Linked DNA regions of Homo sapiens: region 1 is linked to region 2. A link is a loop called in an ENCODE intact Hi-C map of the cell type or tissue named here. Cell type or tissue: Calu3. All regions are shown on one strand. Each heading gives the region's core, and the rest is flanking DNA. Links, peaks and the distances in the headings are about the cores only. Region 1 has its middle 13 kb from the start of MRPS9-AS1. Region 2 has its middle 58 kb from the start of LINC02946.

Region 1 (12,782 bases), core at 3,746-6,245, 440 kb before region 2:
ATGGTTATTTCTCCATCTGTGAGTTGGTTTGGCTTGCATTGGCTGGTTTGGAGTTCATGGTGATGTTCTTTCTTCTGGGGGCCCTGCTTGGTCCTCATCTGTCTCCCTGTACCTTGCCTGCTTCAGCACAGTAGTTACAGGGTGAGCAGCTGCAGCCTGACTCAAAGGTTAGGAGGCCTTCTCAGTAGACATCTTTGCAAACAAAGAACATCAAAGCTAGAGGCCATTGTGCACACAGTCAGCACTTTGGCCTTCTTTCAAAATAAGGTGAATTTAAACGACCCCAGAATTCCATTAAGCCACGTTGGGGTAATGGAGTCAGATGAAAGCAAAGGACTCTCACCCTGGCCAGCAGCATGGACAAGCAATGCTGTATGGCAGCGAGGGGCTCACAGTGCCTCTGACACACACCGTGGGCTGGGGTCCACATACCAGCAGCTTCAGAATTCCTGTTCAGTTCATTACTATGATGGGACACATTCAAAATTTTTATTTATTTTGAGATGTGGTCTCACTCTGTTGCCCAGGCTGGAGTGCAATGATACAGTCCTAGCTCACTGCAGCATCAAACTCCTGGGCTCAAGTGATGCCCCCACCTCAGCCTCCCGAGTAGCTGGGGCTATAGGTGTGTGCCACCATGCCCAGCTAATTTTTTTTAATGTTTTTTAGCTATGGGATCTCTCTATGTTGCCCAGGCTGGTCTCAGACTCCTGGCCTCAAGTGATCCCCCTACCTTGGCCTCTCAATTGTAATTGGGATTGCAGACGTGAGCCACTCTGCCCAGCCTTCAAAATTTTGTAGTCAAATTTTATCACCATTTATTTAGTTTCTGATTTTCTTGCTCCTGCCTTTAAAATACTTGTTTAAAAGGCATCATGGATTAATTTTGATTAATTTTGTACATAATTTCCCTAAACATAAGCCCCAGGTATCTTGTGGTGTGTGATGGGTGTTTCTAGCTGCCTGTGGGGCTTCCCCATGTGGGGACTCTCCTTGCTCAGACTGACTCTCGTTCCCTCCCTAACCTCTGCTCCCAGCCCTCCTGCTTTGCATGTGGGATCTGCAGGGAAGAAGGGGGCTGTGCTGGGCGGGGTGCAGCCCATCACCACAGAGCCGCCTGGGTCTCCACTCGCCACTGCTGAGGCTGCCCTGCTTATCGGTAGAAACCTTTGTGGGTTTCTTGGGTTGAGAAAGCAGCAGGAGAATTTGGTGACCTCTAATAAGCCACCCCAAACTCCAATCAGATCTTGAACTTGCAAACTCAGCTCCCCTGACAGAATGGAACCACTCCTGGGTCACTTAGGAGAGCCACAATGTCCTGTTGTCCAGGGAGTGTGCCTCGATGCTTGTGAAGCTGGAAGGATAACAAGACAAGAGGACAAAAGTGGCTCTGAAGGAAGTGTTGGGTATTTCTCATTTCTTTTCTTTCTTTCTTTCTTTCTTTTTTTTGAGACGGTGTCTCACTCACATTGTTGCCCAGACTGGAGCACAGTGGCACAATCTTGGCTCACTGCAACCCCCGCCTCCTGGGTTCAAGCGATTCTCCTGCCTCAGCCTCCTGAGTAGCTGGGATTACAGGCACCCGCCATCACGCCTGGCTAATTTTTGTATTTTTAGTTGAGACTGCATTTCGCCATGTTGGCCAGGCTGGTCTCGAACTCCTGACCTCAAGTGATCCGCCCGCCTCGGCCTCCCAAAGTGCTGGGATTACAGGCATGAGCCATTGTGCCCAGCCTGGTATTTCTCATTTCTAACACACCTAGTATGTGGCTGTGACCCATTTCATTATATTAATAGCTCTCAAGTCTTTTAGAATAATCTTAAGCTATTTGGTTAACTTCTGAGCTCAATAAGCACACAGTAACTCTTAGATCTGAGTCTCCTTCATATTCTATATTTTTAATTTAACCTCAAAATAGATTCCTAGCCTCCCTGTGAAGGTGTTGGGAGCCTCCAGAAGGGAGCATAGCCTGCCCACACCTGCTATTAGCCCAGCGAGGCTGCACCTCAGGTGTCATCAGATCAGACATCGTGCTGGTTTCAGCCACTAAGCCTGTGGTAATCCATCACAGCAGCCATAGAAGCTGCTACAGGTGTTTATAGAGTAAGAGTTGTTACTTTTATCCTAGAGAGAACGGAGACTGGTGGTTTTATGTTTCAGAACAGATAAAAAGAATGATGAGATCAGGCTGGTGTGACAACTCAAGGTGCCTGGGAGATGTTCCAGATACAAACCAAATAATATGTTTCTTTTCCTCTATGTATGACGAAGCCTCTCACTGGCCGAGTCTTGGGCCTTGCCCATGGATGGGTTAACCGGGTGTGGCAGCCTGGAGCCCTGTGCTGGGAGGACTCAGAATCTGAGATTCACTGGATGGGAAAGAGCCCTGCGGGCCTGGAGGTAACCTCGGCGGGGCAGGGGCTGTGAGAGCGTCTCCCAGGGCCCTCCTGGGCAGTCCAAGCACGCACAGGTGGTGAAGCATGATGCAAGCTGGCAAAAGCATGGGAGTGGGGTTGCCCTCAGTCACGGGCCCCCCACATCAGGGCGCACATGCCCCTAATAAGCATCTGTTTCTTTCATTCATCTAGCAAACGCTTATTGATCACTGCCCCCACGCAGCCCTGTGCTAGGCACTGAGGATGTCCCTGGAGCAGATCAAAAGCCCAGCCCTCATGTTCTTCAAGTTCCAGCTGGGGAAATAAACCTTAAACTGAGCCAAGTACCTGATGTTCTCCCTTGTAGGAAGCACCAGGAAGGAGGGAAGGAGGAATGTGGAGGGGTGCTAGTCCAGGGACCCCACTTTGAGAACCACTTCTCTAGTTTATTAAGAGTTCTCAAGATAGAAGAGGTTGCAACTTAAATAGAGTGATCGCGGGGCCTCGACACCGCAGTGGTGTTTGAGCAGAGGTGTGAAGGCAGCGAGAGGGCAAGCAACGTGCACATATGGGATCCAAGGGCTCTCGGCAGGGAGCTCGGCTAATGCAAAGACCCTGTGGTGGGATGAGGAAGAGGCAAATGCATCTCAAGCAGAGAGAACAGGGGAGTAGTAGGAGATGAGGTCAGAGAGGCCAAAGGGCAGCCTATAAGGCCCTGACGTTATTTAAGGCAGCAGTGTTTCCTGGGGTGAGAGGGAAGCCATGGGAGCCTTCTGAGCGGAGCTGACTGCAGGGGGTGGGAATGGAAGCAGGGAGCCCAGGGCGGTGGCTGCTGCGAGTCAGGTGACAGATGGCAGTGGCTTGGCCCTCGGTGCTAGCAGTGGAGCTGGAGGAAAGGAGCCCGACTCTGGATTTATTGTATTGTGATCAGTTGAATCGCAGTAGCCTAATCTGTGTAGAGATAAGATTGTGAAAATTAGTAGTGGGAGGGTGAAAGATACATGTATAAGAAAGGGGTGATCTCATTGATGTTCTGCATCAGTGGTTCTGGAAGTTATGTGTGCATCACAATCACCTGGAGGGCCCAAGACGTGTGGCTGGTCCCACCCCCAGGTCATTCAGGACACCCGAGAGAAGGCCTCAGAATCTGCATTTCTCACTACTTCACAGTTGATGCTGATCCTGCTGGTCCAGGGACCCCACTTTGAGAACCACTTCTCTAGTTTATTAAATGTTCTCAGGACAGGAACAGCATCAACTCAATGTCTCAAGTGGCGGGGAATTTAGGGATCATTTAATCCCACTGTTGTAAGCCATATGCTTCCCCAGGCAGGCAACAAATGCAGGGAGCATTGTAAGACCCTGGGCACCTTGGAAGCCAGAAGGTCTGCGGGGGGGATTTGGGGTCCACTGGTGTGCAATCTCTGACGCCCGCCCCTCATTGGCTTTAACAGATCAGGAGGCCCAGGCCCAAGGAGACTGTGGTTACCCTAACTGCTATGAAAATACGTAGAGTGAGGACTAAAAATAAAACCCTAAGCCCCCAGCAAGCTGAGTGGACTCCCTCTTGGCCAAGGGGGCCCCAGAGAAACCTTAAAGAAAATTCTGGGCCATAACGGGATGGGAGGTCTGTCTCATTATATAATACCTTCTCCCTTTTGCAGTTTAGACAAAACTGCCCGGCATTAATGTTATAATAGAGACCATAAGACTGACAGAACAAACTCATTATGGTACCAAATTATAAACAAGACCTAAGGCCATGGCAGGGAAGGGTTAAGTCATGCACCCAACATTTAAAGAATAAACTAGGTTCTAACTGCCAGAGGTTGTTCTCTCTAGCAGCTAAACCAGCATTGGCCTTGACATAAGCAATGTTGAACTAGTTGCAGCTCATCCACCACCAGACACTGACTAACTCACCCCCTTTCCACCAGCCATAACTACAGCTTTGATTGGACAAGAGACTGATTTCTGTAACTTTCTCCTGATAAGAGATCACAGGCCATGGACTGGTTCTGGCTGGTTTACAGAGGCCGACCACTTGGGTGTGTTGACGCCCTGCTTCACCTTTTGACATATAGGGCCTAATTATAATGCATTTAAATGTTACGTCTCCACCCCAAGGAGACCCTGGGATGTATATAACATGCATGTTTGCTTATCACACATGTGCAAGACCCCCTTTCATGAATATTCATGGCTCCTCCCATATCCTGTTGAATATGTATACCAGTTAAGCTGAAATTCCTGTCTTCTCCTTCCCTCCCTCCAAGTGCCTGCCTTTATGGCTTTGGCTGGAGGCTACACCTCCCAGCATATCGGAATGCCCACCTTATAGTCTGTAACCCTTTATAAGAAATAAAACTCTCCTGTCCAAAGTTATAGATTTCCTGATTTTTCCATTTACAATAGCAACTAAAAAGTTCAACCTGTTAATTTTATCAAATACTGACCAGCCCTGATTCCTGAATTGTGTTAACATAGTGATTCATTTGAAGTGAAAAAAGGCAAATTGTAACTAGTTCTCATATAAAGCAGTATGCATGTTATGTGCCTGTATTTGCCTAAAAATATATGTCTGTGTGGATAAGTCTAGATAACGAGATTATGGATAATGTTTACTTTCTTCATTTATATATGCTTGGAATTTTTTAAAGCTTGTTCATAATTCTTAAATGGCTTGGATTTCTTAAAACCTATGCATAAGTTTTAAGAGGGGAAAATACAGTGATTTTTGGTTGAAAATAAGAGCATCTTGATCTCTGTTAGTACCCTAGTTTAGCCACAAGATGGAGTAGTTTACAACCGAATAAGCAACTAGGCGCACAGAGACCAGGAGGAAGAGGATGCAATTCCTGCCCCACTCCTGGATTTAATCTAGTGATTCATGCGCATTTTAATGCCTCTTGAAAACATCAGGCATATTAATTATCCTTTCTAATCCATCTTTTGCAGATGAATCTCTAAATTCTGATTTTTTCTTATGCTTACATTGAGCCTATAATTATCTCGCCTATTGCATTGATTCCTTTCAATGAAAGAGGTAAATTATTAGAGAAGACTAGAAGCCAGAGCTAGGGTACTAGAAAAAAGCAGCAGCAGCTTTTTTCTTTCTTTCTTTCTTTCTTTGAGATGGGGTCTCATTCTGTCACTCAGACTGGAGTTCAGTGCTGCCATCACAGCTCACTGTAACCTCGGCTGCTGCTCCCAAGCGATCCTCCAACCTCAGCCTCCCAAGTAGCTGGGACCACAGACATGCACCACTACTTTCAGCTAATTTGTATTTTTTGTAGAGATGGGGTTTCGCCATGTTGCCCAGGCTGGTCTCGAACTCCTGAGCTCCAGTGATCCACCTGCCTTGGCCTCCCAAAGCGCTGGAATTACAGGCATGAGCTACTGCTCCCAGCCAACAGCAGCTTCTTCTAATGAAGGGAAATTCTTGCAGATGGGAGGCTGGGATCCACTTCTTCCACCCCATGTTGCTCTGTCCCTAGCATAGAATGGCTACCATTTGACTTTGAGTTGCCATTTCAAAATGCCTATTTGTATCAATGTTTTGAACCATTCATAAACTCTCTAAATGTTAGTGTACCCAAAAAAGATAAAAATAGAGATAATTTAACTCAAAATAGAAGAAAAATATTAAGAGGCTGAGGCTTAGGACTGCAGTCTATCCTAAGACTTGGGCGCGAGGAAGGTAGGGGTTCTATGACAAGCTGCTAGTGGGCTCCTCCAGGGACATGCCCCAGTAGAATGAAAGCTACGTACCCGTGTGCTGGATACAGGACTGGCAAGGACGGCTGTCTCTGCCCTGCCTGCCATTCGCAACCCATCCCGGCATGGCTCCTGGGCTGGGAATGTTGTTGAAGGTTTAGCGAGCATCTTTTCTATTAGAAGCATCCAAGCACACTTTGGACTGCGGGAAGGAGACACCCATTACCATCGACACTCAATCTCAACATCAGAGGTGAGGAGCTTTGAATGGAATGGCCACACCACATAAAATCCATTCTATTAGGCCTCGATACTATCAGGTAGAGAGGAAAAAATCCAGTGATGTTCTGTTTTAAATAGGGTAATAGCTAATAAGATATAAGGCTACTTTTTCTTCTTGTTGTTTTAATGAGAACTGTAGCATTAGGATTCAAAACAAGCTTTCCAAATAGAAAAAGAAAAAAAAAATGTCAGCCATAATCTTACCATTATCTCCAGCCAACAGCTAGTATCAGTTTAGGGATTCTCTTGTAATGTACTTTCATGGGAAAGCATACTTCACATAGTTGCAATTAGAGTATACATACAATTTTAGGACGGATTTTCCATTTACTATCATAACCATGTTTCTGTGTAGCTATAAGCTTCGTAATTATAACTTTAATGACCTCATAATATTCCATCCATTGAGCATATGTTCCATAATTTACTTAACTCGTTTCCATGCCATTAGCCACATGTGCTTTTTAAAAATAATATTGTAAATAATGTGCCGGGAGCATAATTGTACGGATGCTTTTTCTTTCATTTACCCTTTGGGTAAATTTCCAAAACTAACTTTATATCCATTGCCAAATAACTTCCCAAAAGGACTTTGCCATTTCCGATGTGTGTGTCCCAGCCTCGCTGTGTCAAGATCAGCTTTGAGAGATTGCATTTTCCAAAGGCTGTGGCTTCCCCATGGCCCTGTGCAGTGCCTGCCCAGCCACTCTCCTCTCTGGTCTGAGGCAGCCCTCCTCTACTGAAGGGGAATGCTCGTAAACTTGAGCTCCTCCTCTTGTCCTCTGACCTCCCAGGCCTGGTCCCCCTGACCACCTTTCTGCACTGGTTTTTGTCTCTCTAACTGTGAATGAGCTCAAGATCTTCCATTGGCCTCCCGCAGGCCAGGCCTTAGGAACTACTGCCTGTTCCCCTAGTCCCCGGATGCACACTTCTCCTGACGTCTATACTCCATGTACACCCACACTCTCCTTTATGCCTCAGTCCGGGGCAAGATGGCCCCTGCTCCTACCCTTTCCAAAGAATGTCCCTTTGTAAGGTCACCAGCAATGTTGCCTGCAGAAGTCAGTGGGCACTGTTTTGGTCCCATTTAATTTGATCTCTTTGAGGCATTTGATACCATCCTTCCAGAAATATTTCCCCCACCTTGGCTTCCATATCCTTCTACCCTTCTGATGCTTCCCACCAAATGCCTGCTGTCCCCTCTTTGTTGAACCAGTCCCTAACCATTGGTTTTCCCCCAGAAGGGAGCACAGTGCAGGTTAATGCACGTGTGGCAATGCAGTGGGGCCTCACCCACTCTCTGCTGTCATGTCAGTTCTGAAATTTATAAGCCCTAGTGTGTTCTCACTGCCCCAGCTTTTCAACTCCCCATTCCTGGGTTTCAATTTCCACCTCTTCTTTTCAGTTCCACACACATGATCCATGGACAAGCTCATCTACTTCCAAGATTCCAACTCTCCCCTATGCTAATGACTTCTCAATCTGTGTCTCCAACAAGATCTTTCTGTTGAATTTGATTCATACCATATGAGTTGGGCACCTGTATCCAAATGTCCTGTGGAATCTCAGATTCAGCAGGTACTGGATAGAATCATTCTTTTCCCCTTCCACTACACCTGCCAATTTACCCATGTTCTCTTAGTCAATGGCACCACTCTCCACCTAGGTGATCAAGTTCAAAAGCTGTCTGTCATCCTAGACCCCTCCCCTTCCTCATACCCACAGTCACTCCGGGGAGCTTGTCCATCTCGCTCCCTAAGAATCTCAAGTCTCTGGCCACATGCCTATTCTTTATTGCTTCCTGAGCTCAGTTCACAGCTCTTGTCAGCTCCTGCCTGTATTATTCCCATGGCCCAGCAACAGCCTCCATGCATTATCTCACCCCTCCCAGTCTGCCAGGAGAGGCCATGTGGTACAGTGTGAGTGCCGAGGCTCTGCAAGCTGACTGTCCAGATGCAGTTCCTGGCTCCGTCTTCTGCTGTCTGCAAACCTGGGTAGGTTCCACTGGCTCCTAAGTAAGATGGAGATAATAACAACATCAACCTCAAAAAAGTAGGTGTGAGGATGCGGCGGTTGTGAGGATTAAATGAGTTGATGCACGTCAAGTACTTTGCGCAGCACCTAGCACACATTCAGTATTAGTTGTATTATCATCATCATCATCATCTTCTGCACCAGCAGGGAGCTCTTTCTAAAGGGTTTTTCCAACCACTATCCTGCTCAAAACCCATCCATTTGAACAGATATTTGTACCCGTGTTCTTAGCAGCATTATTCACAACAGCCAAAAGTGAAAACAACCCAATGAGCATCGAGGGATGAGTGGATAAGCAAGACGTGGTGTATCACACAATGGAATGTCATCCAGCCTTTAAAGGGAAGGAGATCTGACACATGCTGCGGCGTGGACAGACCTGGAGGATGCTGTGCTGCGGGAGACAGGCCAGTCACAGAAAGACAAATACTGTGTGATCCTACTCACAGGAAATACCTAGAGTGGACAGTCCATAGAGACAGAAAGTAGAATTGTGATTGCCAGAGGCTGGGGAGAGGGGAGTAGGGAGTTATTGTAGAATGGTTACGTTTAGTTGAATTACAATGGTTGAATTTAGTTGAGGAAGATGGAAAACTTCTGGAGATGGATGGTGGTGATGGTAGTGTGACAATGTGAATGTACTTAATGCCACTGAACTTGTGCTTAAAATGGATAAAAGGGTAAATTTTATGTTATATACATATATATATTTGTGTTATGTATTTATACATATTTATAAATTTATATATATATACATTTATGTTATGTATATTTATATGTTTATGTTTTTATAACATAAAAATATACATTGTATATATTTTTAATACATATAAAATATACAAATTATATATAATTTAAATTATATATAAAATATTGTATATTTTATATTAAATATTTTGTATATAAAATATTTGCATAACAAAATAAAATATGTTATATATAAAACAAAATGTATATATAATGTATGGTATTATATATTAAATATGCATACATATATAGTTTATGTGCATATGTACATATTTTTAAAACCACAATAAGAAAAATTCAATTGAAAAAAATACCCTTCAGTGTCTCCTCTCTGCCTACAGACGCAGCTGAGAGGCCAGGGCATGGGCGGAGCCCTGGGGGATCTGTCTCAGTTCACCTTTCAGGCCTTGTCGCCTGCTCTTCCTGGCTGCAGCGACACAACGCTATTGTGGTCTCTGGGGCCGTGACCTTGGCCAACACCCTGCCTCTGCCCGGCTCTCCCGTGGTCCCCGGCCTGGCCCTCCGCGTCCGTGGGACTGGATCCACAGCGCCGCCTTCAGGAAGCGAGGCCTCCATGCAGCCCCAGGAGGGCCCTGAGCACGCGCACTCACCGCACATGCCCACCCCAATGCGTGGGCATCCACTGCGCGTCTCCCTTACGTGACTCAGTTGTCGTCTCTGCCTCAGCCCAGTCTGTGATGGAGAGTAAAACATCAACTCACATTTGCCAAATGAGGAAATGAAGAAATGAATCTTCTCAAGACAAAGGCTATAGCAAGGCGGTCATATTCCTTGGTTTCATTATGTCCCTTGGCTGTGGAATAAATGGCAGTTTTTAATTTCTCTAAATGCTAATCATAGTAATTATCCTCTAGTCCATCTACTTAAACTTCCTTCTCACCCTAACAACTGCTGACAGTGTTTCACTGTGGAAATGTTTTTGACGAGAGTGTGCTTGCAGGACCATCCTGGCTGCCTCCTCGTCAGGAAGACTGGTTTAGATGAAGCTGACTTGAGAGAAAATTGGGCAAACGTTGCAAGTGCAAGATAATCTGATGCCCCCTCCCCATACCTTGTCTCTCCAGCACTAGTGTATATTTGAAACAATTATAGGCATTACCGTAAATTCAGCAGTAAGCAGAGAAACTGAAGAGCTGTTCACCAGGGAATGCCCCATGTCACTTGTGAAGTGGGCAGCATGTCCTGTGCTATGCCCGAGCTCTCAGACAACCTCAACACAGCTCAGTTCCTACTAATGGGAAGAACCAGGGGCTCGGGATGAATGCAGAGAATTTACACGTCTTCATGCCCTGTTAACTGAAAAAAAGAGCTAACTTCTCTCTCTTTCCAACTTGATTCACCCATAGAGATAAGAAGCAAGACTTTTATAACAGAAATGGCAGAGTCAAAGTGGATGGACTTCAGGGAAAAGCCATTTGTATTTGAAGATCTATGGAGATGTTTGCAGCAGGATTACTGGAGTCCTGTCCCCAATCTCTGAAACCCACACAGATGATGAACACTTCTGTGAGGACACTTGGTTTCATAGAATGAATGGAGCTATCTGACTGTAAATTCCTCTTTTGTAAAATGAATTAGGTTTTCTCTGGGGCATTATTCAACTTTTGAAAGTGTATTTTCACACTCCCTGTAATTCCTACTTTGTGCAGAGCTTTGCTTCAGCTCTGAACGCAGGGCTATCTAACTAAGCATTCACTTCTACCCTTCACTCATTAAACTCAACAGTCAACACAAGTTGACTCCCAAGTTGTGAGGTGAATATACATGTCTACAATGCATAGACTGTAACCTGCCCATATAAAACCTGTTCCTGGAGACCACGTAGAGACCTGAGGCCCCGTGCTTTCCTATATGGGGATGAGGATGGTCTCCAAAATCAGTCTCAAAATCAGAGCTGGACTTGATTTCTAGCCTTGCCAATAGACTTTCACTTGGACAAGCCAGCATATGGCATTGTGGAATGTTAGAAATGATTCTTGTTGAACTCTCATTTAGGGAAGGGGAAATAAGTCATTGAGTCCCCTGAGAACACACAGCAAGTTGGTTGGTGCTGCCAAAACAAGAAGGCAGGTTTCCCACCTCCCAACTCTGAGCTCCTGATACTACGTTTCAGCAACCATAATATTCATGGAAAAGCGAGTCCTGGCCAGGAACAAGGTCAGAGGTCCCAGATAGGCCCCAGGCACCACGGAGTTCCTGGGCTTGTGGGATCCTCCCCACACCTTAGGGCCATGGACAAACTTGTTTATTTGTTGACTCAATCATTCACACATTCTCCAGCCATTTACTCTTTCATTCAACTGGGAGGTAGCACAGCCTGAGTCCAGATCTGAACCGCTTGGCCTGAATCCCGGCTCTGCTACCTACTTGTGTGATCTTGGGCATGTTATTTGCCTCCCCTTGCATCACTTTTCTTAACTGTAAAATGAGAATTACAGTATTATTGACTTCATGAAGTGGTTATAAGAAATAAATTAATTAGCATATATAAACTGCTTAGAACGGTGCCTGGCACATAGCAAGTTGTAGAGAAGTCTCTAATCCAGCACTAAGTTGTAGGAGAAATACCTCCAAGTTCTAGAAGGAATGCATAGGCTGGTCTGTTTGAGGGCGCTCTCTCAGCATCTTTGGCACTGCCAGCAGCAGTGATGATGAAAGCACCTACCTGTCAGTCAGAGAGGCCTAGGTTTCACAGAGCAGATGAATTTAGGGGTCACAGAAGGTTTTGGTTTATCTCAGTCCTCACGTATCTCTGAGCTTGAAATGAACCAAGATAAATGAATATAAGATTTCAAACAATATTTTGATATTATGCACATAAGATAGAAAGGTTTTGTTTAAAAACATTAGCATAAGTAGAATATAAGGTTTATGGGTTTTTCTAATGAGAGAGGCAAGAAATGAAGCCGAGTGCTAATTTCTGCCGATTCATCGAAATGATAAGAGGCGTTAAAATGTTGTTAGGAGGAAGTGTGCTGCTCTCCGCCGGGGTCTGGCAGAGTCTCTGCATTTAAACAGAGAAATTTCTCTCTACTTCTGTTCTCAAAAGGCATTTCGGATGTGAGAGAATCTTCTTGAAAAATTAATAAATTAAATAGAAAACTGCTTATCATAACAAGAACTTTTCCTGATTATCCACTGATTCGCATTATCTACAAAGCAGGAAATAATTTCATAAAAGGCTTTTATTTTTAATTTTGTTAAGTGGGGGGGGCAGTTATTTTTGCAAGTACTGATGAATATGGCTTTTTAAAATTTTTTCTTTAACTTAAAATATTTTTTATTTCAATTTGGGAATGACTAAAGCTGCTATGAGCATCCATGTACCTGTCTGGGAGTGAGCATAGGTCTTCATTTCTCTGGAATAAATGCCCAAGACCACAATTGTGTGGTAATTGCATGTTTAGTTTTGTAAGAAACTACCAAACTGTTCCCCAGTTGGCTGTGCCATTTTATGTTCCCACCAGCAATGTATGAGTGGACCAGTTTCACAGCATCCTCACTAGCCTTTGGTGTCATCACTATTTTTTATTTTAGTCATTCTTCCAGGTCTATATTGATATCTAATTATGGCTTAATTTGCATTTCCCTAGTGGTCAGTGATG
Region 2 (12,782 bases), core at 6,824-9,323:
TTTTGCTCCTCTTGTTATTCATGCAGTCTCTCAAAATAGAAGAGACTCATAAAACGTTGAGGAGATCCTGAGATCATTGTCCTAAACCTCTATCAGCCCATGCAATAATACACTGAATATTTTTCCCCTCCTTTTCTCCCAATTCAGATCGGTTCCTGCAGGTGGAAGAGCCTGCCAGTGGTTTCCCACCCTAGCTGGGGCGCCATCTCCTGGTCATCTCGGGAAGATACAGGTGTCTTATTCACTAAGCCTTTCTAGCCACAACAAGCAAATGTTCAATTCCAGTATTATTACCACATACTTTTAAAAGAAATAGGCAGAAGAGCAACCCAGATAGAATATTGGGGTTTTTGTATCTTGGCATCTTTGTTTTAACTTACCACAGTACTGGGGATGAGAGATAAAATGTATAAATTTATTTATTTATTTTATAAAATGGCTTTCATCTGAACAGTTGAACTTTTCAAGTGGGTGAAATGTTGTAAAAAAGTAGCAAATGATGACTAGGAGTCAGTGTAATTAATGTTTCGGGTGGAGTGAGTGCATTAGTGATACTGAATGAGGTTTAATGAGGTTCTTCTACACCCCAATCCTTCCTGCTCCCCAAAGCAAAGCAGAAAGGTTAGGACCTGAGGGGCTTTGTTGGCAGTGGTGCTGCTGTCTCCCACGGGATGCATTTCCTCCATGGAGCAGGTGCAGCGTGTGAGGGAAACCCACTCACCATTTGCGCCCTTGCCAATCACTGCTGTTGCTTCTCAGGAAAAATTCCGTCCTGCTCTTCAAACACAGCAACTTCTGGATGCTGGGGAACCACTGGTGACCACTGAGCAAAACCGTTTCCCTGTGAAGCACCAAGGGGATTTGTCCTTTCCCAGGGGAGAAGACTTCAGCAGGCAGAACAGGCTACGAGGCAGGGATGGAGAAAGAAAACGCCTCCAGGACACTGAGTCGCTGCTAGGTTGTGAGGGAAGCTGCACATCAGATAAAAAATTCAAAGTCCTCACTGTGCTGCTGAGGTGGAGCAGGTTTTGCAAGTGACACAGCCAAGAATCTTCATCAGGCACACCTGTGCAATCAGCTGCTGAAGCAGAGGCAGGGGGTTGACAAACTCACTATCATTGCCATCCGCAGGAAATACAGGACGTGCTGACTGCCTGTTGTTTCCGCTCCAGACTCCCCACCCTTGCTTCCCATAGCTTGCAATAGCTAAAAATTATAGCTAGACTAGTTGCTTAAAATACGGATGAGTCTAGGTTATTTGGGTTCCCACGTCCCTTTTTTTAAAACGTATTCCTTAACGTCCAGCCTACCACATTGTGTTGTGGTGAATGCATGACTCCCTGATAGAGCGAACAGAGACGCTTGCTCTCTTATATGCAAATGGTTAAGACTCTACGACGAGGCAACTCATTAACAGATAGCTAGATAGCTATTCACAAATAACTATTGTCATCTAAGCCTCAACATTTTGATAAAATGGTCCCAGCTTTTAGCTATCTTTTTTTTTTTAGATGGAGTTTCGCTCTTGGTAGCCCAGGCTGGAGTGCAGTTGCATGATCTCGGCTCACTGCAACCTCCACCTCCTGGGTCCAAGCTATTCTCCTGTCTCAGCCTCCTGAGTGGCTGGGATTATAGGCACCTGCCACCACGCCAGGCTAATTTTTGTATTTTTAGTAGAGATGGGGTTTCACAATGTTGGCCAGGCTGGTCTCGAACTCCTGACCTCAGGTGATCCACCTGCCTGCCTTGGCCTCCCAAAATGCTGGGATTACAAGCATGAGCCACTGCGCCCAGCCTAGCTATCTTATTTGTAGTCATTTCTAAAGCAAGTTACTTTATTCTATTCAATGTAAGCAACTATTTCGGCAATAATTTATGTTAGCTGTTACACCAAGAAGCTGTTACTTGACAAAGCAAGACTTTCTATGAGCATTTTCAATTGAATTTCTGTCTATGTGTTTGTTTAGTGACTGAGGCCAGTTTTTGGTTCCACTTACTTGAAATTTTTTTCTAGGGTAAAAGTTCTCCTCCAGCCGTAGGTCCTTGCATCTGTTACCACCTCCGACCTTGTTAGAAATAGATAATCGATGCCGCAAAGAGAAGTCAGTACAGAGACAAAAGACCTCAGTAAGGCCATCTTTACTTTCTGCAGAAAGGGTGCTTAATCGCAGATGGAACAATGGTGGGAGCACACTTGAACAAAGGAAAAGCAGACTTATTTATCCCTTATGCATTTGGGTTGTCCTTACTGCTGTGTCCTGCATCCATTGGCTGGAGCAGGACCTCACAATCTTAAACTGATACCCGATTTGCTAATAGCCTAAAACTTTCCTAAATAGGTAAGTGCAGGGAAGAACAAAGAAGTTGCTTAGAAAAGGTTTAAGGAAGCGATAACATTTCCAAATAAGGAAGGGGCATAGGCCGTGACCTGGGATGTGCCTGTGAGCATGTCCAACAGTTATATAGGATAGGGCTTAACAAAGAGTTATTAGCACAAAGCAAGGAGGCTTGAAGAAAGTTGGTCTTTAAAAGAAACTATTATTTCTAACACTTATGATTTATTCTTTAACAAGAAGGGGAACTTTGAAGGGGAAACTTTTTACTTTCTGCAATCCCTCCTCTTTTACTTTATCGTTTTCCTCTTCAAACTTGCTTAACATGTCTTGGCTTAGTTGTTTTGATTAACTCTTGGATGTATGGTGCAACATAATACCTAAGAAGAAGGAGTACACTTATTATAGTTGTTAAAGAGGTAAGAAGTGAGGCTACTTTTGTTTTTCTCTTTCTGGTTGCTGAATGCCAGAGTAAAAGGGATAGCCAATTGAACTAGAGCGTAAGTACTGCTCTGATTATTTGGTAAAGTGTCCAGTAAAGGTCCTCCATAATCCCACCATACATCCACTCAGGGATGAAAAAGGGCAGACTGATAGGTCAGCTCTTGAAAGTGCCTGACTTCACTGCATCCTGTTAAGTCTCCAAGGAATGCCAAATTTTTCCCCTTGTCGTTGGAGACACCAGGTAAAATTGGTTTTGGAAGATGGAGGCTGGACGGCCCTTGGGGGATGACCCACAGGGTGTCACTCCAGCCTGGGCGACAGAGCAAGACTCCGTCAAAAAATAAATAAATAAATAATTAAAAATATATATAATTTTAGCTTGTAGTATGTATTTTAATTGGTAATGTAAAGGTACCAAACCATAAATTCAAACAGTATAGAATAGAATGCAATGACAAGTAAACCTCCTTCCCCATCCTAGTACCCTGGCCAGCCTGGGACTCTTCTTCCAGACAACTTGTGTGAGCAAGTTCTTCAGTGTCTTCCCAGCAAGGGACTAATATGTCCAATTACTTTATTATGCATCTTGGTCTTTTAAATTAAAGAATTTATCTCGGTGTTCATTCCATAAAGATAACGAGCTTCTTTATTCTGTTAATAGTTGCATATTATCCTTTTATAGGAATAAACTGCAATTTATTTAACTAGGCTTTTGTGGATAGACATTTAGATTAGTGTCAGTTTTTTTTACATCTATAAAATAAATTCTTAGGCGTTACCAGATTATAGGCATCATTTCTCCTGGAAGTAAGAGCTTTGTAATTGGTGTTCCCTCATCTACTCTCAACCACTGTAATCCTTTTTGTACTCTGCAGCCTGAATGATCATTTTTCCACATGGGTATCCAGTTGTATCAGCACCATTTGTTGAAAAAAGACAATCTTTTCCCTCATTGAATTATTTTACATCTTTGCGAAAAAATCTATTGACTTATCTGTCTCTCTTTTTTTATATGTGTGTGTATATATGTATGTATGTATGTATGTATGTGTATATATATTTATCTTTAGGTATCTTTCTTTATATCTACCTGTTTATCCATTCATCCATCCCTCCATCCATCCATATATAAACTCTTTTGTTGCATTGATCTATACGTTTATCCACATGCACATTTCACACAGTCGTGATTACTGTTTTTGCTTTCCTGGGTCTTTCCCAGTTCCATATAATTTTAGAGTTAGCTTGTCAATTTCTATCAAAACAACTCAAAAAAAAAAAACAAAAAACATTTAAAAAAAGCCCTGCTGAGATGTTGATTAGGATCATGTTGAATATATATAGATCGATTTCACAATTGGGGAAGATCAATCTGGGGAGACTTATATCTTAATAATATTGGGTCTTTCCATCTACAACTTAATATATTTTTCTTTTTATGTAGGTGTTTTTTAGTTTGCCACATCAATATTTTACAGTGTTTTGTGTAAAGGTTTTGCATATTTTTAATTGAATTCATCTCTAAGTATTTAAGATTTTCTGATGCTCTTGTAAATCGTACTTCAAAATTTTTTCTTCTTCCAGTTGTTGTTGGTATATGGAGATAAAATTAGTTTTATGCATTCGTCACATAACCTCTCAGCAAACCATGAATACAAGGGAACTTTATTAGCCCAATAAGAGGCATCTATGAAAAACCTACAGCGGTCATCATACTTAATGGTGAGAGACTAAATGTCCTGCCCCCAAGGTTAAGAACAACATAAGGATATTTTATCTCAGCATTCCTATTCAATTTTTTACTGGAAGTTCTAAGCAGTGTAGTAAGGCAAGAAAAAAAGATACAGATTAGAAAGGAAGAAATTAAAAAGTCTCTATTTGGATATGACATAATTATTTATCTAGAAAATCCCTAAGAATGTAGAAAAAAATGTTTCTATAACTAGAAACTATACACTATATATACTATATAGCTATAACTAGGTGAGCAGGGTTGCAGGATGCAATGTTGATATTTAAGAGTGAAGCGTATTTCTTTCTTCCTTTTTTTTTTTTTTGAGACAGAGTCTTGCTCAGTCGCTCAGGCTGGAGTGCAGTGGCGCGATCTCGACTCATTGCAAGCTCTGCCTCCCAGTTTCATGCCATTCTCCTGCCTCGGCCTCCCGAGTAGCTGGGACTACAGGCGCCCACCACCACGCCTGGCTAATTTTTTTGTATTTTTAGTAGGGACGGGGTTTCACCGTGTTAGCCAGGATGGTCTTGATCTCCTGACCTCGTGACCCACCTGTCTTGGCCTCGCAAAGTGCTGGGATTACAGGCGTGAGCCACATGCCTGGCTGGGCCCGGCCGTGAAGCATATTTCTGTATGTGAACAGTAAACGATTGGAACTTGAAATTTTACAAATATTTACAAAAGCATCACAAGAAATAAAATACTTAGGTATAAGGAAGAGAGCCCTCACTAGCAACCAAATTTTGCTAGCACCTTGATTTTGGACTTCTCAGAGTTCAGACTACAAGAAACAAATTTCTGCTGTATTAAGCCAAAAGTAAAAAAACTTAGATATAAATCTAACAAATGATGTGCAGGATCAGTATGCTTAACTACAAAACACTGAAGAGAGAAATTAAAGGAGACCTAAATAAATGGAGAAATATATCATGTTCATGGATTGGAAGATACAATACCGTTAAGATGTCAATTCTATCCAATTAGATGTGGAGATTCAGCATAATCAAAGTCCCAGTAAACTTTTGAATCAATAAGACTCAGTAAGCTGATTCTAAAATGTATATGGATAAGCACAGGAACTGTTTGGAAAGGCCAAACAATATAGTTAATTGATTTTTGACAAAGATGTTAAGATAATTCAATGGAGAATTACTAATAGTAATTTGAGCAAAGGATTAAAAAAAGAGAACCTTAATATACACCTCAGAACTTTTTCAATATTAGCTCATGGATTATGACCTAAATATTAAACATAAAACTTAAAAAAGTGCAAAAGAAAATGTAGGAGAAGATCTACATAACCTAGAGTTTATCAAAGAGTTTTTAGATATGACTTCAAAAGATAAATTTAATTTGATCAGTTTGGGTGCAGTGGCTCATGCCTGTAATCCCAGAACTTTGGGAGGCCGAGGTGGGTGCATCACTTGAGGTCAGGAGTTCGAGACCAGCTTGGCCAACATGGCAAAACCCCATCTCTACTAAAAGCTAATACAAAAAATTACCTGGTCATGTTGGCAGGTGCCTATTAATTCCAGCTACTTGGGAGACTGAGGCAGGAGACTCGCTTGAACCCGGGGGCTGGGGTGGTGGTTATAGTGAGCCGAGATCGTACCACTGCACTTCAGCCTGGGTGAAAGAACAAAACTCCTTCTCAAAATAAATAAATAAATAAAAATAAAATAAAAAATAAAAATAATATGATCAAATTTAAAAGCTTTGCTCTGTGAAAGATACACAGAAATACAAAGAGAATAAAAAGATACCCAGAGAATGAAGACAAACCAGACTAGCAGGATATGTTTGCAAGTCACAAATCTAATAAAGATCTTGTATATGGAATACATAAGGAACACTCAAAACTCAGTAAGGAAACCACCCATTTCTTAAAAAATGGGCAAAGGATCTGAACGCACACTTAACGAAAGAAGACACAAGGACAGCAAGTTCCAAGCAAATGAAAAGATAGCAAATCCTAAGCAAATGAAAATGTAGCAAATCCTAAGCATATGAGCAGATACTCAACAATACCAGTCATTAGGGAAATGCAAATTAGAACTACAAACTTTACATACAAAACACAAGCTTGGAAATAAAAGTATTATGAATTTCAAGATGACAGGAGCAGAGCATTAAACCAAGTGGGGGGCCCCTCTGAGCCAAGGGCCCCATGTGACTGCGTAGGCCACCTGCCTGTAAAACCAGCCAACACAATTTGTGCAGAAAAAGAAAAATGGCAAAGTAGAAGCTTACTATTTTCAGCAGGTAAGCCCCAAATTACTGATAACCTTGATATTCATAGTGATAATACCTAAAGCAAAATCAATGTTGGTTAGATGTCAAGGTGGCTGATAACTTGTTAAATTAATTATTTACCAATTTGTTTCATGATATAAAATTTTCTCAAAGCATTTTCTAAAAGGAGACAAAATCAACAACAAAAATGTAAATACATTCCGTTCTATTATTCTCTTCTTGCGTAATTTTACCACACGATCAGTGCCTTAAGTAGCAAGATGATACAGGTAATCATAAAAACAGAATGGGCTCATATCATTGCTTTTTCTCTGGTCTGAATTTTAAAATCTTACTTGGGCATAGATTTCTACCAAATTGTTGAAAATAACATCTTCTTCTAAAGAAAAACATAAACGCACTTGGTCCGCATAGAACAAATGACTTTTTTTTTTCTTTCTTTCTTTTCTTTTTTTTTCAAGACGAAGTCTTGCTCTATCACTCAGGCTGGAGTGCAGTGGCACGATCTCGGCTCACTGCAACCTCCACTTCCCAGGTTCAAGCAATTCTCCTGCCTCAGCCTCCTGAGTAGCTGGGATTACAGGCACACGCCACCACACCCTGCTACTTTTTGTATTTTTAGTAGAGATGGGGTTTCACCATTTTGGCCAGGCAGGTCTGGAACTCCTGACCTCGTGATCAGCCTGCCTCAACCTCCCAAAGTGCTGGGATTACAGGCGTGAGCTGCCACACCCGGCCACAAATGACTTTTCAAAAAGTTGCAGATCTTAGAGAGTCATCTCGGTTCCAAGAAGAATAAGAACTTTTTATAAGGCAAAATCATTTCTGTTAACAGGGGAAAATTTTTATCTAACGACGTTTAGTGGGAAATGGGAAAATTCTCATTTCCCCTGGCCAAATGCTATTGACAGAGCAATAACAAAAGGAGAAAAGCATGTCTGTGAAGATTATGTGAGAATTTCCAATAGCTGGTATCTGAGAATTGCTCTGGTCAATTGCAGAAACTGCTTTAAAAAGAAAGAAAAATACCTTTCAGGGATGAAGCTATCATACCAAAATTTAGAACGTCCTATTCCTCAGTTAGATGAACTAAGGGCTAATTTTTCCCCCGCACCAGGACAGGCAATTCATTCCAGGGACCACTCAGTAATTCATGATAGGGAGTTGAAGTTTCTGCATTTCTAAAATGCAACTGTTTTGTTAGTTTCTTGCCAGAAGCTGTCTTGTAAAACATAGCTAATCCTGTGTTTGTGTACCTATGATTCACAGCTGAAATATGACAGGAATGTGGTTTTTATTTTTATTTTATCATTATTATTATTACTTTCTGAGATGGAGTCTCACTCTGTCACCCAGGCTGAAGTACAGTGGCGTGATCTCGGCTCACTGCAACCTCTGCTTCCTGGGTTCAAGCGATTCTCATGTTTCAGCCTCAAAAGTAGCTGAGACTACAGGTACTCGCCACCACGCCTGGCTAATTGTTTTTTATTTTTAGTAGAGGCGGGGTTTCCCCATAGTGGCCAGGCTGGTCTTGAACTACTGACCTCAGGTGATCCTCCTGCCTCGGCTTCCCAAAGTTCTAGGATTACAGGTGTGAGCCACTGTGCCTGGCTGGAAGCCAGGTTCTTAATGCTCTAGATCATTGCAGATCTTGCTAAAGGCCTGGAAGAAATAGGAAGGCAGGAGAACTTTTAAAAAAAATTGTCAGTGAAGCTCTGCATTGTCATTCAGTAAGCTGGCTCAGGTAGTCTTCAGGTGGACAACATCTTGAGCCAAAGTTGGCTCCAGGTACAACTGCTGCTGTTGGTAAGTCCTTCCTCTAGCATTGATTACAGTCCAGCAGAAGCTGCTGTTCTCATCATGGGCTGGGTACAAAGGGAAGATATCCATCTGTTCTTGTCTCTGGATGAATATATTTAATCAAAATGAATACAGATCTCTCCTGTCATATTAGATTTTATTTTCCTGGTCACTGAAGATTTCCAGACAGATTGCTGGTATGTACTTTTTAGAACAATCACATTTGGATTTTAGAGGGATATTGACAGAAACACAAATGTTTATATGTCTCAATTTCACTAACATTTTTAGGGTTTTCCTATATATGAGCATGTAGAGGAAATAGAATAGAAAGGGGAATAGTAAACTAAACTAGGTTTGTCTGCCTTTATCTATGACCTTTATCTATGACCTTACATTACAATACAGGAGATAACATATGTGGGTGAATAAATATGACAAAGAAAGTGGTAAGGGTTATAAAGCAGGCAACGCAAGACACTGTCATTGTTCAGAACAGCACAAGATTGCTTCCAACTAGGGCGATTCAAAAGGAAAGCTCAGCATGGAGAAGCCAGTGTTGTAGCTGGGTGTCAAGGATGGACCCATATGGCCACTTTGTGTGGGGACCTTAGAAGCAAAGGCAGATCTCTCGGAATTTCAAGACTCATGTTGGAAATGGCAAGTTCATCCTGTGGAGCTATACAGTCAGGTCTCAGCAGAAGAACTTGCAGAGGTTGAATTTACATTGCAGAAAATTTAGATACCTGGCTAAAGCGGGAGTCACTGAAGCTTGCGAGCCTGAAAGTGACTTGATCTTGCAGTTGTCAGGAAAATAATTCTCCAAGGGAGTGCAAGGTAGATAAAACTTGAGAGAGAAGGGAACAGGGGAGACCATCTGGGGGTTACCAGAAATGTTTGGGTAAGAGACAGCAAAACTCTGAACCAGTAGGGAGGGGTGAAGACGGAGAAGGGTAGGGAGTTGTTGGGTTTGGGGAATTAGAGACCCAGTGATGTTGGCATTGAAGATGATGGTGCCTTCCATCACTTTGTCATTTTGCAGGTGAGAGAAGGGTCCAGTCCGTTCACAGTCCTGCACAAGGGGAAGTAGCTTCCTGATGGAAATTTCCAATCATGCATGTTTGTTTCTCTAAACTCCACTGTTCTGTCTTTTTCAGCTGTGTGACATTTTTGGGACTTACTAGCAATCACTTTATTTTCTCATTTTCCTAAATTTGTGGACAGGGCAACTGACATGATCTAATTGAACTGAAAACTTTGGAGATGTATGAAACGCTAGTTGCTAGAGTTCCTCATCTGGGAACATGTTCGGTATGTGTAACTTTCAACTTTGAAGTAGTAGAAGAGAGAAGTTCTGCAGACCAAAACTTCCTTGCAGCCTATAGTTTTCCATTTAAGAAGACTACATGGAGGTTTCCTGGTCCAACTATGCCAACTATGGGGGGGCAATGGTGACTCTGCCTCAGGATCTCAGTTACTGGGATTGACCTAACATTACTGCTTCCCAAGGTGTGTTATAAAGATGGGGAAGAAAGTTTTCTAAATCAAATACATTTGAGAAACGCTAGATTGAATAACATAAACAGATGACTTCACCATGGGACTTTTCAGTCTTCAGCACATGAGTGTGCACTATACATCTTTAAGGGGGCACTGTGTGCTATTCTTCCCAAATGTAGTTGATCAAAATCCATATTTCATGCATTATCTCGGTCCTGCATTCTTAGTAAGCACCTACTCACTACTCACAGTGACTTCACAATGCCTGGCAGGATGACCCCACAGATGTACTTGAATCTGGACCTATATACCCAGAACTGATAAATCAAACCACTTCCTGAGTTCAAGATTGAGGGGCTGAGACAGAGACCCCCTTTGTACAGCACTGTGTCTGTCCCTCAGTGCTTGACACTGAGTGCTGTCCAGTTTTGACTGAGCACACTCATTGCATATGGGGCCACAGGAAGGGGCATGAGGACTGGATTTGGTGTCTAGAGGCCTGAATTAGCAGCCTTGAGATGCCTTTTACCTGCGTCCTGATCTTGGGCAAGTTGCCTAATCTTTTTGGGTCTCCTCTGGAAAAATAAGGATAAAACGTCATTTTATCCTGTAATAATTATCAACCACTTTCTCAATGCTAGGCATTGCTCTAGATGAGGGGATAGAATGGTTGCTCAGCCCAGGGCCTTAAACCTTCCTTGGCAGAAAAAAACCCCTCTTCCTGGAGCAGTGGGTCCCTTGGGTTCAGATTAATTTCCATCTGTCCCCAAATAACTCACAACTGAGTGAGCAGGAGCCTCCTCGCTCCTGAGGTCTATGAGTTATTTGGCCCCACACTAGGAGCCTCTGGTCCCCTCCCCTCCCTTCCTTCACTATTGGAGAGAAGGAGTGCAGCATTTGAACCCCACGTAAGTATCACCCATCAGGCTCACTGCAGGGTTCATGGATTCCCTTGTCCTAGGTATGTTTACAATAGCTCATGAGTTCTTCACAATTTGCTCACAAGGAAATGGTAACCGCCAAAGTTGGAAAACCAACCATTTGGGGCCAAAGGAAAGCCTGAGGTGAGGGTGCAGTTTGGCTGCAGCGCCATGGGAATTTCTAAAGGCAGAACTTGGCTGTTTTATCTCGTTCCATCTCCCCACGGAATTAAAAACTGATGAATCAAAGCTCTTCTCCAGAAATGTGCTACAGGAATGACAACATTTCCCCTGACAAGTCTTTTATATATTAAAGTGGCTCCACATTAAGGCTGAGGCTCAGTGGGAGGACTGAAATGTGGAATTGAAAATGTCTTTTTCACAGAGCTGGACAAGGCATGGAAAAGAGGCAGGATTCTGGGAAGTGGCCAGCGCTGGTGGGAGCATGGTTCCTGCAGAGACAGGGAGGACACCCTGGCACTCAGCCCTGCATGCGCAGTCCACCCCACAGCTCCTTCTCAGGAAGCAACACTCTAGGTTTACAAAATTAACACGGCTAGGTTCGATGTTTCCCTCGTTGAATCCACACAACAGCATTTCAACTCCTCTGCATTCCCCGATGGGGAAACCAAGGCTCTGAGTAGCAATGTCAGTCGCCCGAGAATGTATGACTTCCTAATGGCACATTAGGAAGCTTGATCTGGAATGATACTTATTTATACTGACTGTGCCACCTGCATCAGGAAACAGATGGCACACTCAAAATAGATAAGTCAAGGAGATTTCTTTGTGCAGAGGCTACTGATAAGGTGTGGGTGAGTATCATGCTGGCTTGGTGGCAGCCAAGCTGTTAGCCCCTGGGAAGAAAAGGCAAGAAAGTGGGTCTCAAGTACAGGAGAGGGCTGTGCAAAGCAGCCTCTGCAGACCCAGGACACAGCCCTCTCCAGGCGGCCCTGTGGGACGGAGTCACTGGGACTGCTGCCCTGCCCTTGTCCTCTCCCCTCACTCCCTCTCACTCCTGCCAGATCTATCCCAAGCAGAAGCCGGGGGCATGGGAACCCTTGATGTGGTTCCTGCAGGTCAGCCTTGGGGCAGAGAGCAGGGAGGAGAAGGCATGAGGATCCGATGAACTTGGACTGAGAAAGTAACACTGTGCCTGGCTACTCATGAGTCTGGGATAATAGAAATAGACAAATCCAGCTGGAACATTACTAATGTTCTTCCCAAGGACACACTGAAGCTGTGACATGTCAGAACAACTACTGCTTTCTCATTCACAGAAAGACCTTGTTCTCTCAAGTCACAGACTGTTGAAAACTCTGCCGTCTGCAGTTGCAGGAGTAACAAGCAGCATCCCACCTTTGGATGGAAGTCACTCTGATACAGAGAAGCTGCTTCAATTTCCACTCCAGCTGTAAAGTTTCAGATGAAGGAATTCTAGGCACAAAATTCCACATCCGTTTTAATGTCTTGATTTCCAAAGAAACAGGACCCTCCATCCACTCTGCCATCCAGTCCTGAGGCTGACCCATTGTATTAGTCTGTTCTCATGCTGCTGATAAAGACACACCCGTGACTGGGTAATTTATAAAGAAAAAGAGGTTTGTTGGACTCACAGTTCCACATGGCCGGGGAGCCCTCACAATCACGGTGGAAGGTAAAAGGCACGTCTTACATGGCAGCAGACAAGAGAGAATGAGAACCAAGCAAAAAGGGAAACCCCTTATAAAACCATCACATCTCATAAGGCTTATTCACCTACCATGAGAACAATATGGGGGAACCAACCCCATGATTCAA

The links. A loop is a pair of places that touch in the nucleus more often than their neighbours do. Peaks named below come from ENCODE experiments on the same cell type or tissue, not always from the same donor. Only the 100,000 strongest peaks of a DNase experiment are listed, where the experiment ranks them.
Region 1: it touches region 2 in a loop (11-fold over the local background); 10 of 110 quality-filtered maps call a loop at or near these places.

The regions. Positions count from the first base shown.
Region 1 is chr2:105,109,511-105,122,292 of GRCh38, forward strand. No RefSeq gene overlaps it. Among named protein-coding and RNA genes, the nearest start is that of MRPS9-AS1, 13 kb to the left of the region's middle. RefSeq lists enhancers at 1-181, 9,261-9,762, 9,763-10,262. In Calu3, for the core only: a CTCF peak has its summit at 5,189 (motif pointing right); no DNase peak of the experiment used is centred there.
Region 2 is chr2:105,545,718-105,558,499 of GRCh38, forward strand. No RefSeq gene overlaps it. Among named protein-coding and RNA genes, the nearest start is that of LINC02946, 58 kb to the right of the region's middle. In Calu3, for the core only: no CTCF peak of the experiment used is centred there; a DNase peak (open chromatin) is centred at 8,374.